Linked DNA regions of Homo sapiens: regions 2 and 3 are each linked to region 1. Evidence: chromatin loops called from intact Hi-C (ENCODE). Cell type or tissue: mammary epithelial cell. All regions are shown on one strand.

Region 1 (2,500 bases):
CCAGCCTGGGCGACAGAGCGAGACTCTGTCTCAAAAAAGAAAAAAAATTAAAACCATTACAATGTTTGATACTCTGCCATGTCCGGGGACTGTGCTAAATCTGCTTTATCCCATTTAATCTTATGAGAAGGTCCCATTATTATTCCAGTTTTATAGGTGAGAAAACTGAAGCCGAATACAACTCCAAGTCACATAGCTAGTAGCAGATCCAGTAATTAAGCCCAATTTGGTTTCCAGTCGGCCCCCAGAGCCTGAGCTCCTAATGACATAAATACTGCCACGTTTTAGGAAAGGAACATAACATGGCATTCTGCAGGAAATGACTTGGGAAATGGAAGGTTAAGGAAACTAATCAAGTTGCTATACTCCAAGGCTTCTCAGTGCTTTAATATGTCAAAGTGGATTGTGGATTGTGAATCTCTGCAGATATATTGGGAGTGGGTGGGGGTGGGATATAATATATGGTGCACGATTTTTTCTAAAAATTATTTGACCATGAATCCCCTTTTTTCTCAGAAGATCTCTAGTGACCAGTTTTTCACTGAACATTAAGAAATCATGGTCTGTGCTTTATTTTTGCCTCCACCCTCCACCCAATATGATAGACAAGTTTATGGCCATTTTGCACAGCAGCACTGCTATAGGGGTTCAGGATTCTAGCTATGGGGAGAAGGTCGGGATTTGGTGGATAAAGAGCAAAAACACAGCAAGAAAGAAGGGCAGTGAGTTGAGTCGCTAGTTGTGCTAATACAGTATGAATCCCCAACCACTTCCAAGAAGTTACTTGGGAATGGTGGAATCTCAGCCTTTTCATAGCCTTGAATGGACTTTAGAACAATGAACACAGAAATCTCAAAACAAGGGACATGCATTACCTGACATCTGCAACAACAGACTGCTCATAAAATTTGGAGAAGGCAGATGTTGTATAAACCAGGTTTATCTGAAAAAGAATAGTTGAGGTATCTGAAGTATTTCATACTTGACTTCCTTTTACAGTATCTTAAATGTTGTAGGCCCAAGCTCTGACAGCCAGCAAGAAGAAATGCAAGCCTCAAAATAAAGGCTCCTAACTCCACACCCCGGCATTATTTCTTGAATTCAAATAAATTCTTCCTGCAACAATCTTGAGTGACTTACTTTCATTCTGCTATCTGTGAAAAATCAGTGAAAAGTCATTTATTGCTCTCTTTAAACTCAAACTTAACTTCTGTATTCTCCCCACTGCAAAGGTTAATTTTCCCCACAGTTAACAAATCAAACTCATTTAAGTACATTTTCATAGTACAGTAGTCTGACCCAACGTCTTTTCTATCAGTGCACCAGCGTCGACCATATTCTTAAGGACACATTCTCACATTAGCCACTAGGGGGCGAGTGGTACCCACAGCCAGGTCTACCAGCCCCCTTCATAACAAACTCTAGGGAAGCGCCCCAGCCATTTTAAAACTTCATAATTGGATCTCAAGGGAGAGCTCTGTTTCAATCGATTTACCTTCTTGGCCCTTACCTAGCATTTCTAAAAGCAAACTCACTCTCTTCTCCCCAGTCATTTTCTCTAGTATTCCCCTTCCTATGTAATTTGAAAACCACTTACATAATTGCCCAAGATTTAAAAACAAAAAAATTTAACCCTTAGAAATTATGAAGTGTAGTGGAAACAATATAAGCTGTGAAATTTAAATTCACTGTGCAACACAGAACATGTTGCCTAAACCTGTTTAGGCAGGATTTTTTTTTTCTTTTTCTTTTTCACCTATAAAGTGGTAATCAAAACACCCACCTCCTTGGGATAATTTTAGAAATAATTGGTATACAGTCATATGCCACATGACATTTTGGTCAATGACAGACCACATATATGACAGTAGTCCCATAAGATTATGATGGAGCTGAGCAACTCTTATCATCTAGTGATTTGTGTTACAATTGCCTACACTGTTCAGTACAGTAACATGCCGTCCAGGTTTGTGGCTTAGGAGCAGTAGGCTATACCATCTAGCCTGGGTGTGTAGTAGGCCATTCCAGCTACGTATGTGTACACACACTCTATGATGTTTGTACAACAGTATCTCCATTGTTAAGCGACACAGGACTGTATAAATATTAGAGGCAAAGGGTTTAGTGACGTACCCAGTATATAGCAGGCATTCAATAAGTAAAAGCTGCTCTGAGCACTATTGTCTTTGATGTGCCCTCTCTCTCACCACCTTTCCTCATTCTACACAGCCAGTCATTGTGTCAAGTTCATCACTATGACAACCCTCTCCAGTACCGTGGAAATACAAATTGACAGCAACGTTCTAGTTGGTAATATGTGCCAAGAGCCATGAATAGATACTTTTCTATTTGTCCAAGTAATTATGCTTTTAGGAAACCACCTAAGGGAGTAGTCAGAGATACTCACAAAGAATGTGGCAGTTTTGCTGTCACATTATCTATAGCAAAAGTTGGGAACAGCCTAAACATCCAATAAATAGGGATTTGCTAACTTTGAGTC
Region 2 (2,500 bases), 54 kb after region 1:
TTCCTTCCAGAGTCCTATAAAAGAGAAAAAATTTGATTTTTGTTCTGGATGACAAAGAAGTCTTCCACATACTTCCTGAAAGCCAAACAATAATATCTGTATATTTATTCCCTTAAAATGAAATATACATGTCCTTTGACTTTTTGAGAACTCTTATTTTTTATATAATTTATCTTAATTTTTCTAAAAAAATTAGAATTTTGTATAATGAGTAACATGCAGTCATTATAGAAAACATAAAAATAATTAAAGAAATAAATCACCCATAATCCTATCTTATGGAGAGAAAAACCATTAATATATGGCTTATTTCCTTCCAATATTTGTCTATATGTGTTTTGGTTTTTGTGTAATATGTAAAATACATACATATTACACATTCATATACAGTTTTCTATGCTGTTTATTTAGTACATATATTTCTGGGTTTAAAAAATTCTATGAAAAGGTTTTAAATGCTGCACAGCAGTCCACCATAATTGACTTAATTAGTTTGACCATCTCATACTGTGGTATTGTCATGAACACTTTTGAGCATAAAAGTTTATTTATATATAATAGATTATTGGAAAGATGATCACAGCTTAAAACTAAAACAAAAATCAAGCTATGAATAGTTTCAAGACTGTTACAATCATATAATATTAAGGGCATTTCTAGAAAAATGGAATGGACATCTTATCAAAAATTTTAAAAAATAAGGAAAGAAAAGCTACACATATTTGAAAAATTTAAAGTTTCAACAAATATACTATGATTTTCCCATGTTTAAAATTGTTAATTTATTGCAAATGTAAAAAGGAAAACAAGAACTTAAAAAATATGTATGACATAATATAATCTATATGTACTTAGGCTTTAATGTATTTTTAATTCCAAAAAGACTTAATAATTCAGTAAAAAAAAAACTGTACTTCTAAATATGTCTCCAAATGATTTAAAATTAATGAAATTCTACAAAACTATAAAATGTATATAAATCTATATCAATATCATGGCATTCTCTGTATTAAAACAACATATGAACCAAATATTTAAAGTAAAGATGACATTTAGCTATCCTCAAGCTACTCAGGATTGTTTCTGAATTTGTAAATACTTCAGCAGATAGAACTTAGTCCCACTGGTTATTAGCTGAAGTGGAGGCTTTGCTAATTAAGGCGACACTGAATTAATAATAGTTTCATTTTAAGCATCCCTGGCCCCCAACTAGCTCTGCTACCTGCCACTGAATTGAATGAAAATGGTCCATCTGAAGAACAAAGTTAACTTTATAAAATGTTGTATGTCTCAAGTCCTCAAGAACAAAAAGTTCAGAAACAGCAAAGACATTACCCAAAGAAAATGTACAATATATTAAGTTCTACATCAACAAAACTTATCAAGGCAATGTGGTTCAGAAGCTTACATTCCCAACAGCTGTGCATCATGTCTGAGGCCCTCTAGTGTCCAAAGAAGGTGATAATGATTAGAGTCAGTTAAAGAGGATGGTCAAGTTCTTAGAGAAGAAATGAGAAATGCTGGGCTTACTATTCCCAGGGTTATAAAAGATAGTAAAAATCTCCACATCTGCTCCGTTGACATTGTTAGGGCTAGCTGTTTATGTGGAGAAGAGATAGCGGTCTTAGTGTTGGTGCTCTTTCCTTATACATGCTTTTAAGTTAACCAAGGGCTCAACATGCTTCTGTTAACAACTGCTTATCTGAGTAAGTATTAGCAAAAAATGCCTTGATTTGCAGATTATAAATCTTCTCAATTAGAAAGTATCTACCCTATGCTCACTCTGACTGATGTGAACACACACACACGCAGAGAAATGTACATGGCCAGGCACAGTGGCTTGTGTCTCTAATCTCAGCACTTTGGGGGTCCAAGGCAGGAGAATCTCTTGAGCCTAGGAGTTCAAGACCGGCCTGGGCAACATGGCGAGACCCCATCGCTACAAAAAATACAAAAATCAGCCAGGCATAGTGGTGTGCACTTGTGGTCCCAGCTACTCAGGAGGCTGAGGTGGGAGGATCTCTTGAGTCTGAGGGGTCAAGGCTGCAGTAAGCAATGACTGCACCACTGCACTCCAGCCTGGGCAACAGAGATACCCTAAAAACCCCCCCAAATAAAAACAAAACCAAAACAAATGTACACAGGTTTTGTCATTTACCAATAATTACAAAATACAATAAACCCCCAACCCCCAAAAATCAACTCCTTTTCAATCTGCTATGTCTTTGAGATAATTTCCTACCCAAGAAGCGCTGTATTATTGAGTTAAGAGGATGGAGCAAGGAGTCCACATTTAGATCCACAAAATGTCAAAGGTGGGAAAAACATGAAGACATTGAGCAACTATGTATGAGAAACCACCAAGAAAGTGAACAAAATTCAGAAACAGGAGATAAGTTCAAGGAAGACCAGCTTTGTAATTTCAGCTCTGATAGGAAATAATATGAGAAACCTGAATACACACACAATGCTATTTCTTAAGGAGCTTAAAACAACGTGA
Region 3 (2,500 bases), 150 kb after region 1:
GTGGCTCACGCCTGTAATCCCAATAGTTTCAGAGGCTAAGGGGAGCAAATCACTTGAGGCCAGGAGTTCGAGAACAACCTGGCCAACATGGCAAAACCCTGTGTCTACTAAAAATACAAAAATTAGTTGGGCATTGTGGCATGCACCTGTAATCCCAGCTACTCAGCAGGCTGAGCCGAGATCATGCCACTGTACTCCAGCCTGGACAACATAGCAAGACTCTCCTCAAAAAAAGAATAATAAATAAATATAGATATACTAAGTAATTTGACAACAAATATGGGGACCACTTTTACCAGAAACAATCAATAGTCCTCCTTCACTTAATGTATCTCCATATAAATAGATAGATAGATAGATAGATAGATGGATAGATAGATAGATTTTTTTTTTTTGACTGAGTTTCACTCTTTTGCCCACGCCAGACTGCAATGGCTCGATCTCGGCTCACTGCAACCTTCACCTCATGGGTTCAAGTGATTTTCCTGCTTCAGCCTCCGAAGTAGCTGGGATTACAGGCATGTGCCACCACGCCTGGCTAATTTTGTATTTTTTTAGTAGAGACGAGGTTTCACCATGTTGGTCAGGGTGGTCTCGAACTCCTGACCGCAGGTGATCTACCTGCCTTGGCCTCCCAGAGTGCTGGGATTACAGGCGTGAGCCAACACGCCTGGCCTCCACTCCTATATATTTGTTGGTCTTGATATATTTTCAGTTTTTATTTAGTTTATATTTCTTTCTACAAATTTTATTTATGATCTTTATTTCTTATTTAAGAAACAAGTGTTCATATATTTATTTATGATTTTAAAAAAGAATGAGACTTCTTCTATAACTGACACAGGGGCATACAGGGCCTCTTTTTAGTCCAAGTTGCTTTCTATATTTCAGCGTTTAGCCTGAGAAAGCTGAACCATGTGAAGAGTCAGAACATACATCTCTCAAATTCTTTAATGCATGGCACCATCAAGAGGCAATAGCTTGTACTGCTACTATAAGAACAGAGGGTTTGCTCTCAAGAATGGACTACTGCAATATAGAATTTCATGAAGACTTTAGCTCTGTTTCCCCAATGTGAAGTCATTAGATTATTGCCAAATGCTAATTTTTCCTTCTCACTGCTTTTCTGCCCATCTCTCCAAGTGAAGAAGAAAGAAAAAAGGTATGACAACCGTTTTTTTTTTTTCACTCTCAGTTAATGGAGGACAATTGGCAGCCCAACTTTGCTAATGATTAATTCCTTTAATATTTAATCAACATATACACACATACAGACCCACACATACATACATACACACACACACACACACGCAAACCAGCAATTTGTAGAGAGAAAGTCCTTGCTTTATTCTCTAATGACCCAAGGTGATCTGATGACAGATAACATTTTTCTTTATATTACCCAGTGACAAAAAATGTACTTACTTTAAGGGCTAATATCCAGAATCTACAATGAACTCAAACAAATTTACAAGAAAAAAACAACCCTATCAAAAAGTGGGCAAAGGATATGAACAGACACTTCTCAAAAGAAGACATTCATGCAGCCAACAAACATACGAAAAAAAAGCTCATCATCACTGGTCAGTAGAGAAATGCAAATCAAAACAACAATGAGAAACCATCTCACACCAGTTAGAAAGGCAATCATTAAAAAGTCAGGAAACAACAGATGTTGGAGAGGATGTGGAGAAATAGGAACACTTTTACACTGTTGGTGGGAGTGTAAACTAGTTCAACCATTGTGGAAGTCAGTGTGGTGATTCCTCAGGGATCTAGAACTAGAAATACCATTTGACCCAGCCATCCCATTACTGGGTATATACCCAAAGGACTATAAATCATGCTGCTATAAAGACACATGCACATGTATGTTTATTGCGGCATTACTCACAATAGCAAAGACTTGGAACCAACCCAAATGTCCAACAATGATAGACTGGATTAAGAAAATGTGGCACATATACACCATGGAATACTATGCAGCCACAAAAAATGATGAATTCATGTCCTTTGTAGGGACATGGATGAAATTGGAAATCATCATTCTCAGTAAACTATCGCAAGAACAAAAAACCAAACACCGCATATTCTCACTCATAGGTGGGAATTGAACAATGAGATCACATGGACACAGGAAGGGGAATATCACACTCTGGGGACTGTTGTGGGGTGGGGGGAGGGGGGAGGGATAGCATTGGGAGATATACCTAATGCTAGATGACGAGTTAGTGGGTGCAGCACACCAGCATGGCACATGTATACGTATGTAACTAACCTGCACAATGTGCACATGTACCCTAAAACTTAAAGTATAATAAAAAATAAATAAATAAATAAAAATAAATCCAAAAAAAAAAAAAAGAAATAGTGCTGTTTACTTAGAGAATAGATTGCTAATTTAGGGAGTGGGTAGCATCGTCAATCTACTCCTGTGCTGTCAAATATATTATACCTAATTTCACCTGGATTTTTTTTTTTTTGCTTACCTTAACATAAA

Evidence for each region. Peaks named below come from ENCODE experiments on the same cell type or tissue, not always from the same donor. Only the 100,000 strongest peaks of a DNase experiment are listed, where the experiment ranks them.
Region 2: it touches region 1 in a loop (15-fold over the local background); 47 of 110 quality-filtered maps call a loop at or near these places.
Region 3: it touches region 1 in a loop (12-fold over the local background); 2 of 110 quality-filtered maps call a loop at or near these places.

Annotation. Positions count from the first base shown.
Region 1 is chr3:112,042,698-112,045,197 of GRCh38, reverse strand. TMPRSS7 (transmembrane serine protease 7) reads right to left here. Exons shown (of 18, transcript NM_001395507.1): 4 at 876-943. Among named protein-coding and RNA genes, the nearest start is that of TMPRSS7, 9.2 kb to the right of the region's middle. In mammary epithelial cell, a CTCF peak has its summit at 1,366 (motif pointing right); a DNase peak (open chromatin) is centred at 1,377; H3K27ac peaks cover 250 bases.
Region 2 is chr3:111,988,214-111,990,713 of GRCh38, reverse strand. All of the region lies in intron 4 of ABHD10 (abhydrolase domain containing 10, depalmitoylase), which reads right to left. Among named protein-coding and RNA genes, the nearest start is that of TAGLN3, 9.5 kb to the left of the region's middle. In mammary epithelial cell, a CTCF peak has its summit at 1,431 (motif pointing left); a DNase peak (open chromatin) is centred at 1,443.
Region 3 is chr3:111,893,742-111,896,241 of GRCh38, reverse strand. All of the region lies in intron 2 of PHLDB2 (pleckstrin homology like domain family B member 2), which reads right to left. Among named protein-coding and RNA genes, the nearest start is that of PHLDB2, 36 kb to the right of the region's middle. In mammary epithelial cell, a CTCF peak has its summit at 974; no DNase peak of the experiment used is centred here.